Regions from separate parts of the Homo sapiens genome. Here region 2 is linked to region 1. Evidence: chromatin contacts called from ENCODE Hi-C or POLR2A ChIA-PET data. All regions are on one chromosome and are shown on one strand. The core of a region is the stretch at or near the end of the contact, and the rest is flanking DNA. Distances in the headings are between cores, read along the strand shown. Region 1 has its middle 19 kb from the start of MRPL33. Region 2 overlaps BABAM2 (BRISC and BRCA1 A complex member 2).

Region 1 (4,237 bases), core at 735-3,234:
CAAGCCCCTGTCAAACCTAGTAAGTCACCCTGACACCAACCCCACCCTTCCTCAGAAGAGCAGTGAATAAACAAGAGCATGTGAATTGGGCAACTCCAGGTGGGGGTGCAGGGAAAGTGCTCAGGCTTGAAGGGGGGATAGAGAGGGGCTGGTAGAGTCACAGTGGGGAAGCAGCTGAAGGAGACGGATCGGTGAAGGAGCTCATGTGGAGGGGCCCCAGATAGTGAAGGAGGGTCCAAACCAACATTTTCTATTCTTTGCCCAGTAAAGTTTCATGAATCAACTCAAATGTTTGCTTGCTCTCACCTTCTGCCCCTAAGGAGGAAGTTGGGGGATAGCTGGTCCAAGGATTTGGACTTTGGGGCTCTCCATTTGTAAGTAAGGAAAAAGTCAAGATGAGCCATCATACTCTGTTTTCATTCCATCCTTGGCACAGACAACATATTACTCCAAAGGAGAGCTGAATAACAGAATTTAAAGGGAAATTAGAGATGAGAACATTTAGTCATCATCCTCATTTTACAGATGAGAAAACTGAGGCCCAGGGAGGTTAAACATTAAATAATGTGCTCCAAATCACTCAACCAATAATTGCAGAACTGGCAGGACTAGAACTCTGCCGCCTAATTCCCAGTTCATGCATTTTCTTGCCTTCTGCTGTGCCTGACAGGTTCCCAGTGGTGAAAGTCGGCCTTGGAGCGCCCTCCCATGGCTGTGGACAGCTACTGGAGCAGCTGTGGCACAGGCCAGTGTTAACTTGAGGATAGAATGACCTGCAGGGCTGGTTGAAACAGATTGCTGGGCCCCACCCTTGGAGTTTTGGGTTGTCTAACAAGTCCCCAGGGGACGCTGACCTACTGATTCAAAGACCACTTACTCAGAAACTCAGATGTAGATAAAAGATTTTGCAGCCAGAATACCTGGTTTCAGGTCCCAGCTCTGCCATCCAAGTGCTGATACCTTGAACATGGTACTTAATCTCTTAGCATCTCGATCTCTTTATTTTATGATGGCAACAATAACAACCACCCATAGGGTTAATGTGTAAAATAAATAAATCAGATGTAAAATACCTGAGAAGTGACATGCTGATGCTGTGTGAATATACAGATTCACAAATATGTGACCTTTGTCTGGAGAGATGCCACTGGAGGCCAGGGAATGTCCACAGAGACAAAAGCATTCTCTTAATGCTACTCAAAATTACAATAAATCCAGAAGAAATTGTGTTTATCCTGCCACAAATACTGGCTGAGGAATTACGAGGGCCTGGCACTGTGCTGTACACCACATTTGCAAAGGTGAATGACAGTCCCTGCCCTGGAGGAACAACTAGAAGGAAGATAAACATGTAAATTCTAATAATTACCCTAATCCCAGATGAGCCAGGGAAGGAACCCTGTGCCTAGAGCACAGAGCATCCCACCCTGTCTGAGAAGTCAAGCAAGGCTTTGAAAAAGAACCTGACTTTTGAGTAGGGTCTTGAAGGATGAATAGGAGTTCTTTAAGAAGAGAAGTGGTAGGGGGCACTCCAGGCAAAGGAAACAGCATATGCAAAGTAGTCACGGAAGCATGAAAATGCATAATATTTTCAAGGAAATCGCACGTGGTTCTATGTAACTGGAGCTCAGTGGGTCTGGGAAAAGGACTGGCAAAAAAGGCTAAGAAGTTTGGGCCATGCCGGGCACGCGGGTGGCTGAGGCAGGAGAATGCTGTGAACCTGGGAGGCGGAGCTTGCAGTGAGCCGAGATCGCGCCACTGCACTCCAGCCTGGGCGACAGAGCGAGACTCCATCTCAAAAAAAAAAAAAGAAGTTTCGGCCTGACTGTAACCTGGTGGGAAGCCATTGGAAGACACCCGACGAGGATTCCCTGAAAAAATTCTTAATGAGTCCCTAAGGCAAAGATTTCCAAGCCAAGCGCTTCACCACATACCCTCAGCGGCCCCAGTGCCTGAGAGCCTCCCCTGCCAGGAAGCCTAGCCCAGAAACGCCTCCCGAAACGGGTAGTGGCCCTGGGGAAGAAGCTTCCCTGGAAGGCACAAGCAGTAAACGGGCAGCCTCTTACCTCTTACCTTCATCAGATACTGGCGGGAGGCACCCTCCTGGCAGATTTCTTCATCCCCCTCTCCTTCTGTGGGTGTGGAGTCACTGGGAGAACAAAGGGATGTTATCTGTAGCTAATAAGTTATGGGAGGGGGAGGGAGCTGTAGGCGCCTGTGGGGGTGGGGAAATGAGTCCTGAGCAGCTCTGATGCAATCCAGAAAGAGGCAGGTGCAAGCCTGCACCTGGGAAGCAAACCCCCTGCCTCCCCAAAGTACACAGAGATTTGAAGCTGGAAGAGGCACCTCCAAGACTTGCCCGTGATCCCACAGCTAGCTGACGCCTGGCCCCCTCTCCCCACATCTGACTCCACGATAAAAGGTCTCAGTCTTGGAAAAACTGGCGGTTGCTGTGTTCATTGACCTCACTCCCTCTTCCTGAGTCTCTCCTGCAGCCTTCCCTTCCCAGCCCAGTCCCTGACCCTCTTTCAGACTCAGCCTTTGGTTTCCAAACAGGTATAGAATGTGGTGTGCAAAAAATGGCCTCCGCTATTTTTGAAAAAAGCAATGGCAAGAAAAAAAGAGCAAACTGCTATTCTGAGCCACATGGGCTTGGGGTTTTGATTCCAATTTCTTTGTCTCCGGTGGAGGTGGAAGCAACTTGCTCTTGTGGGAATAATCCCTTTTGTTTTTAGGAAAAGATTTTAATAGGTCTTTGGGTTATGCAAGGATAAAACGTGAACCTTTTCTGGAAAGGAGACAGTGCAATGCAGGACAACGTGAGGCCACAGGCTCCTCTTAGTCACTGTAAAATGTGGCTTTCTTTGAGAGAGAATGGCATCTCTGCAGAGGTTATGGGGAGTTTTGTTAAAGCTGTGCTTGGAGAACTTAAGAGAGGGGCTTGGGCTGGGCATGGTGGCTCACACCTATAATCCCAACAATTTGGAAGGCCGAGACGGGCGGATCGCTTGAGGTCAGGAGTTCGAGACCAGCCTGGCCAACATGGTGAAACCCTGTCTCTACTAAAAATACAAAAAAATTAGCTGAGTGTGGTGGCAGGAGCCTGTAATCCTAGCTACTCGGGAGACTGAGGCAGAAGAATCGCTTTAACCCAGGAGGTGGAGATAGCAGTGAGCTGAGATGGCGCCACTGCACTCCAGCCTGGGTGACAGAGTAAGACTTCATCTCAAAAAAAAAAAAAAAAAAAAAAAGAGAGGGGTCTGTTTCTGCAGTGGGCACCAGCAGGATTGAGCTGGTGACTGGCAGGGAGGACACCCAGGATGTGTGTGAATTCTCAGGAGTCCTTGCAAACAAGGGGAGAGGAAACCCAGGCAGGGCCGAGCTGTGCTGTTCCCGTTTGGTGACTGAAGGGACTGTGAGTGTGAAGGCAGGTGACAGGAGGATGGGTGGGGGTTGTGTCCTATTCCTCTCTCTGGCAGGGCTACCAAGGGCATCCACGCCAGTTCAACAACCCACTGAGCTCTTCCTAAAAGGACTACAAAGTCAGGTCAAAGAGGCACGGCCACCCCTGGTCCCCCTGCCACAGCCGGCCTGGAGTCAGAGCCCATCCTGAGAACAGAGCCCCACGCATCTTTCCACCCTCTGTGCTAAAAGGAGGACTGAGGTCTAACGGGGCGCCAGTGTAACCTCTTAGTTCCTAAATGTTTTACTTTGAAATGTCTCTTTTTGCTAACTACCTGACTTTGAAAAGGTAAAATGCTTTCTTTTGAAAAAGTTTTTATAGGAAACTGGATTAACCTGGGATTCAGGATGCAGGTCCCGCCAGGTTTCAGGAGTTGGGTTTAAAACTGGAACCAAGGGAAGGAATAAATGGGCATTTGGGGCTTAAAGCACTTCTGTTCTATATTAATGTAAAAATTACATGAATCTATTATTTATATAAAATTATAAACATAAACATATATTATGGTACATATGTATATTGTTTTATAATGTATTATAACTTTTTTTTTTGAGACTAAGTTTTGCTCTTATTGCCCAGGCTGGAGTGCAATGGCGCCATCTTCGTTCACTGCAACCTCCGCCTCCCGGATTCAAGTGATTCTCCTGCCTCAGCCTCCCAAGTAGCTGGGATTACAGGCATGCGCCACCACGCCTGGCTAATTTTGTATTTTTAGTAGAGATGGGGTTTCACTATGTTGGTCAGGCTGGTCTCGAACTCCTGACCTCAGGTGAT
Region 2 (4,237 bases), core at 889-3,388, 170 kb before region 1:
AAATTGCTGACGGTTAAGTATAATTTCAAATTTGTCTCTCAACTATATTTCATCAGTGTTCACTGTGTGTCTGGCACTAAGTGCTAGGAATATAGCAGTAACAAGAACAAAAAACATATCTTGGTGTTAGAGTACAGAAAGGATTTTGGATAAAAACTATGCTGTAAAAATATATCTTTTACCAATTTCAAATTACCTAAATATACCAGGAATGCACTATTTTAAAGTTTAACATGTGAGTGAACAAAGGGAGTTAAACTCACATTATACAGATTATGAAAGTGGGAATTATCAAGCGGGAATTCTTGATAGCATCAAAGGAGGTAGTTTAATCTAGTACTTTATTACAGAAATGGCAGTTAATCATTGACGCAATAAAATGCTGAGCGTAAGAACCTTCGCACATTCTCATCTGTTGAGTCTCTTATTTTACATTTAATCACATGACTCCCAGTATTATTTGTCTATTTTTCTCCTTGTGGCTTGTTTTCCCAACCAGATCATAAGATTCTAGTGTCAAGCGCTATGTTATACTCCTTTTTAAGTAAGTCCTAGTATAGCACCTAGCACAGTGCTAAGTATCCAGCACTGATGAAATTTTAGCATATTACTAACACTCATAAACTAAGTTCAAGAACTGTCATTTTACAGATGATGACATCAAAGAGCAAAGGGTCTCACTGGCACTCTGGGATTGGAAACCACTTACAGGACACGCTAACCATATCTTAGTCTCCATGGCCTAGGCATCTTTAAATCTCCAGTGTCTAGCACTGATATCCAGGAGGTGAACACTCCAACAACTATGTAGGAGGATAAAGGTTTGCTGAATGAATGCATATATCTTGACTCCTAGTGTTGTACTCTTTTCATGATTAAAAACAACAACAAGAAAAAAAGACTGTTGATTTAACTGGAATTGGGATGATGTGCTCATCCTCACCTCCAAGAAAGGCAAAAGTGTGATTATTTGTGGAAGGTTTTCCCTTTGAAGAACTGTACACACAACTCAGAATTTAAACTTTAAGTTATTACCTATAATTATTATATTTCCACAATAAACAAATAACAGCAGCTAATATTTGTCGGGCATTTACTAATGTGGCAGGCACTATTCTAAGCTCTTTAATTATATTAAACTATTTAAACTTACAGCAACCTTCCAAGATAGGTGCTGTTATTACCCCAATTTACAGATGAGGGCACTGAGGCACGTAGATGCTTATGTAACTTGCTAGTGAGTGACAGAGCTGGGATCCAAACCCAGGATGTCTGCCTCCATGGCCCACTTTCTTAATTACTACATTAAACCATCTCTCAATAATTTAAGAGAAAACCATCAGATTAATATCTTATGATTAGTGAATTATAAATCATAATTAGTGGCTTATAAAGATTTATAACTATAAATCTCATAATTGGTGAACTATAAATGTTTTCAACAAATGATATTTTATTAAGTACCTAGAAAAATGAGAAGTAAAAGATGACAAAATATTGCCAAAAAGAAGTTCTATTACATGCGTTCTAATGAAAAGAAAATTATTTATCAGTAATAAGTATAAAAACTGTAAACACATAAATCAAGGCTACAAGAGAGGGAACAAGCCCCCCGTAACTTGACACAGACTCTACAATGATGACACTGTTCACTGATTTAGCAAACTATATATATAAAGTTTAAGTAAATAATGAAAGGTAAATTTGGATTTGACTCCTCTTTAAATTATCATTTGTTCCTAGTTACTGAGATCCGACTCAAATGTTAAGGTTTCACTATAAAAAAATAAAAGTAGGCAAATTTTACTATACTTTATAGGCTTTTTAGTGACAGCCAAGAACTAATCTAGATTAACAAAGCTATATGAAGATATTCTACAACCTTTAAAACATTAGCAGTTTTAAAATAATGCAAAATATAAGAAAATATATTCTTTCTGGCTTAATAGGGCTAACCCTGTTTTTTGATACACTGTCTGGAAAAAAATAATGACTTAGACCATTTCTATTCTTCAAGCCACCTAAAAAGAACAAAGTAGATGAGTCCAGGGTTCCTTCCCTGAGTCTACGTCAGTTTCCTTTACCCTGACTATTAATTTACCATTTGGCATGTGTCCTACATAGCTTCCTGTTTTCTTGATAGTGACGTTTGTGCTAAACCAACAATATTTAACATCAGCTGAGAAGGAAGTCTTCAACTTTGGCAACCTAAAATAACAAGTGACTCTCAAATAAAATATGCTCAAAGATCAATAACCACCTTTTAAAAAAAAGTCACATATTACAGTAAATTACTGTTAACTAATATTAACTACATTTTCATCTTTTAGAATTTATTTTCTCTGAATTAAATCTAACATAGATTACTCAGTTTCAAAAATTATCATGGTTTCTAGACTGGATGCAGCAGTAAAGAAGCTGGAAGACTGACAAAGGGTATCTTAACATCTATCTAAATAATCTAAAACATGAGCATTTTATCTGCAAAGGCATCTGAACTGGTTCATGGAATCTTACATATTCAGCCTTGAAAGGGCTATAATTATACCCCATCTGACTGGCCAGACCAAATCCACAAGGTCAAGTCTTAGACCTTTTTACAAGCAAAAAGGACAAATTAAAATCGGTAAAAGAAGACAAAATTGCATTCAGATAGATTTTCTCGGTTGATTTTCAGGGGAATGGGGCTATGCATTTGATGACATATGATATTCTTGATACATCAAGTACATTCTATCTCTAAAGCCTAAAAACTATGGCTAGACCCTCCTAGAAAAAATGATACATTTAATTCTTAGCATAGGATTCCAAAATGCCATCACCAAAATAAGTGACTCAGCCCAGAATGTTTTAAAAATTACAAAATTAAAATATTCAAGAAAATGTGTTTGCCAGTTCATGTGGCGTCAACTGTTATTCTCAGCTTCTATGCCATATCTCCATTTATAAATGATAAACTTCAACTCTACTTTAGAGTAGGAAGTATTTTTAAATGTTGGTAGGTGTCCCTATAACAAAAATGTGGTTTAAATTACAATATGGTTTCAGTAGGAATGATGGGCTCACATACAGTTTTTAACAGCTAACTAGGATCGGGAAAAAATCCTTTAACTTTTTCAGATAGATGCTTAGCTTATTAATTTTCAACCTTTCTTCTTTTCTAATATGTGCATTTAATTAACTCTGCTAAGAGAATAAGAGGAAATTGATAGGATTATCTTAATAAGTACAAGTGTTTGATGAAATTAAACATCCATTCATAATTTTAAAAGCTCTCTATAAACTGGGATAAAAGGGAACTTCCTTAATGTGATCAAAGCTATCTACAAAAAACTTAAAGCAACATCATACTTAAAAACAAAACATTAAAATTTTTTTCTTTGAGATAGAGGATGAGACAAGAATACCAACTCTCATCACTTTAATTCAACATTGTACTGGAGGTCTTAGCCAGGATGGAGGAAATAAGGAGTATAAAAATTGGAAAAGAAGAAACAGAACTTACTTTTTTGCAGAAAATGTGACTGTGAACATAGAAAATTTTGTAAATGTTCATATGCACTATTGGAATGAATATGTGGGTTTAGCAAAGTTGTTAGAGCATACATAGAAGTCTATTGTATTTCCATATACCATCAACTGTCAGAAAATAAAACTTTTAGAAAGATGCCATCTAAAATAATATCAAATGATCAAATATATAGAAATAAATGTTACAATAGATGTGCAAGATCTCTATGCAGAAAGCTATTATTAAGAAGAAAATAAGTAAACAAATAAATGAACAGAGATATCATGTTCATGGATTAAAAGACTCATAATGAGGCCGGGCACAGTGGCTCATGCCTGTAATCTTAGCACGTTAGAAGGCCAAGTCAGGTGGATCACTTGAGCTCAAAAGTTTAAGACCAGCCTGGGCAACATGGAGAAACCCTGTCTCTACAAAAAATACCAAAAAGTTAGTGGGCATGGTGGCATGTGCCTGTAGTACCAGCTACTTGGGAGTCTGAGGTGGGAGGATCGCCTGAGCCAGGGAGGTCAAGACTGCAGTGAGCCATCATCACATCACTGCTCTCCAGCCTGAGCCACGGAGTGAGAAAAAAAAAGACTCATAATGAAAAGTTGTAAGTTCTCCCTAAATTGATCTGCAATCTGAAAGGCAGATTCTAAAATACAAATGGAATGCCAAGAACCTAGAATAGATCAGATGATCTTGAAGAACAAAAACTTGATAGGA

Evidence for each region. A loop is a pair of places that touch in the nucleus more often than their neighbours do. ChIA-PET counts read pairs that join two places held with the same protein, here RNA polymerase II (POLR2A).
Region 2: a loop to region 1 is called in a map of endothelial cell of umbilical vein, with 7 times the contacts of the local background. The contact joins two enhancer-like sites. A Hi-C loop is called at or near these places in 3 of 168 maps with a recorded cell type or tissue (Caco-2, Calu3 and endothelial cell of umbilical vein). POLR2A ChIA-PET finds 5 or more read pairs at or near these places in 4 of 52 experiments (AG04450, HepG2 and WTC11).

The regions. Positions count from the first base shown.
Region 1 is chr2:27,750,784-27,755,020 of GRCh38, reverse strand. No RefSeq gene overlaps it. Among named protein-coding and RNA genes, the nearest start is that of MRPL33, 19 kb to the left of the region's middle. RefSeq lists an enhancer at 1,783-2,401. Within about 2 kb of position 1,984, at least 10 of the 41 ENCODE cell types and tissues checked have a DNase peak (open chromatin) inside an H3K27ac peak, as active enhancers do.
Region 2 is chr2:27,918,577-27,922,813 of GRCh38, reverse strand. The region is part of intron 2 of BABAM2 (BRISC and BRCA1 A complex member 2); the gene reads right to left. Among named protein-coding and RNA genes, the nearest start is that of BABAM2-AS1, 30 kb to the right of the region's middle. Within about 2 kb of position 2,138, at least 6 of the 41 ENCODE cell types and tissues checked have a DNase peak (open chromatin) inside an H3K27ac peak, as active enhancers do.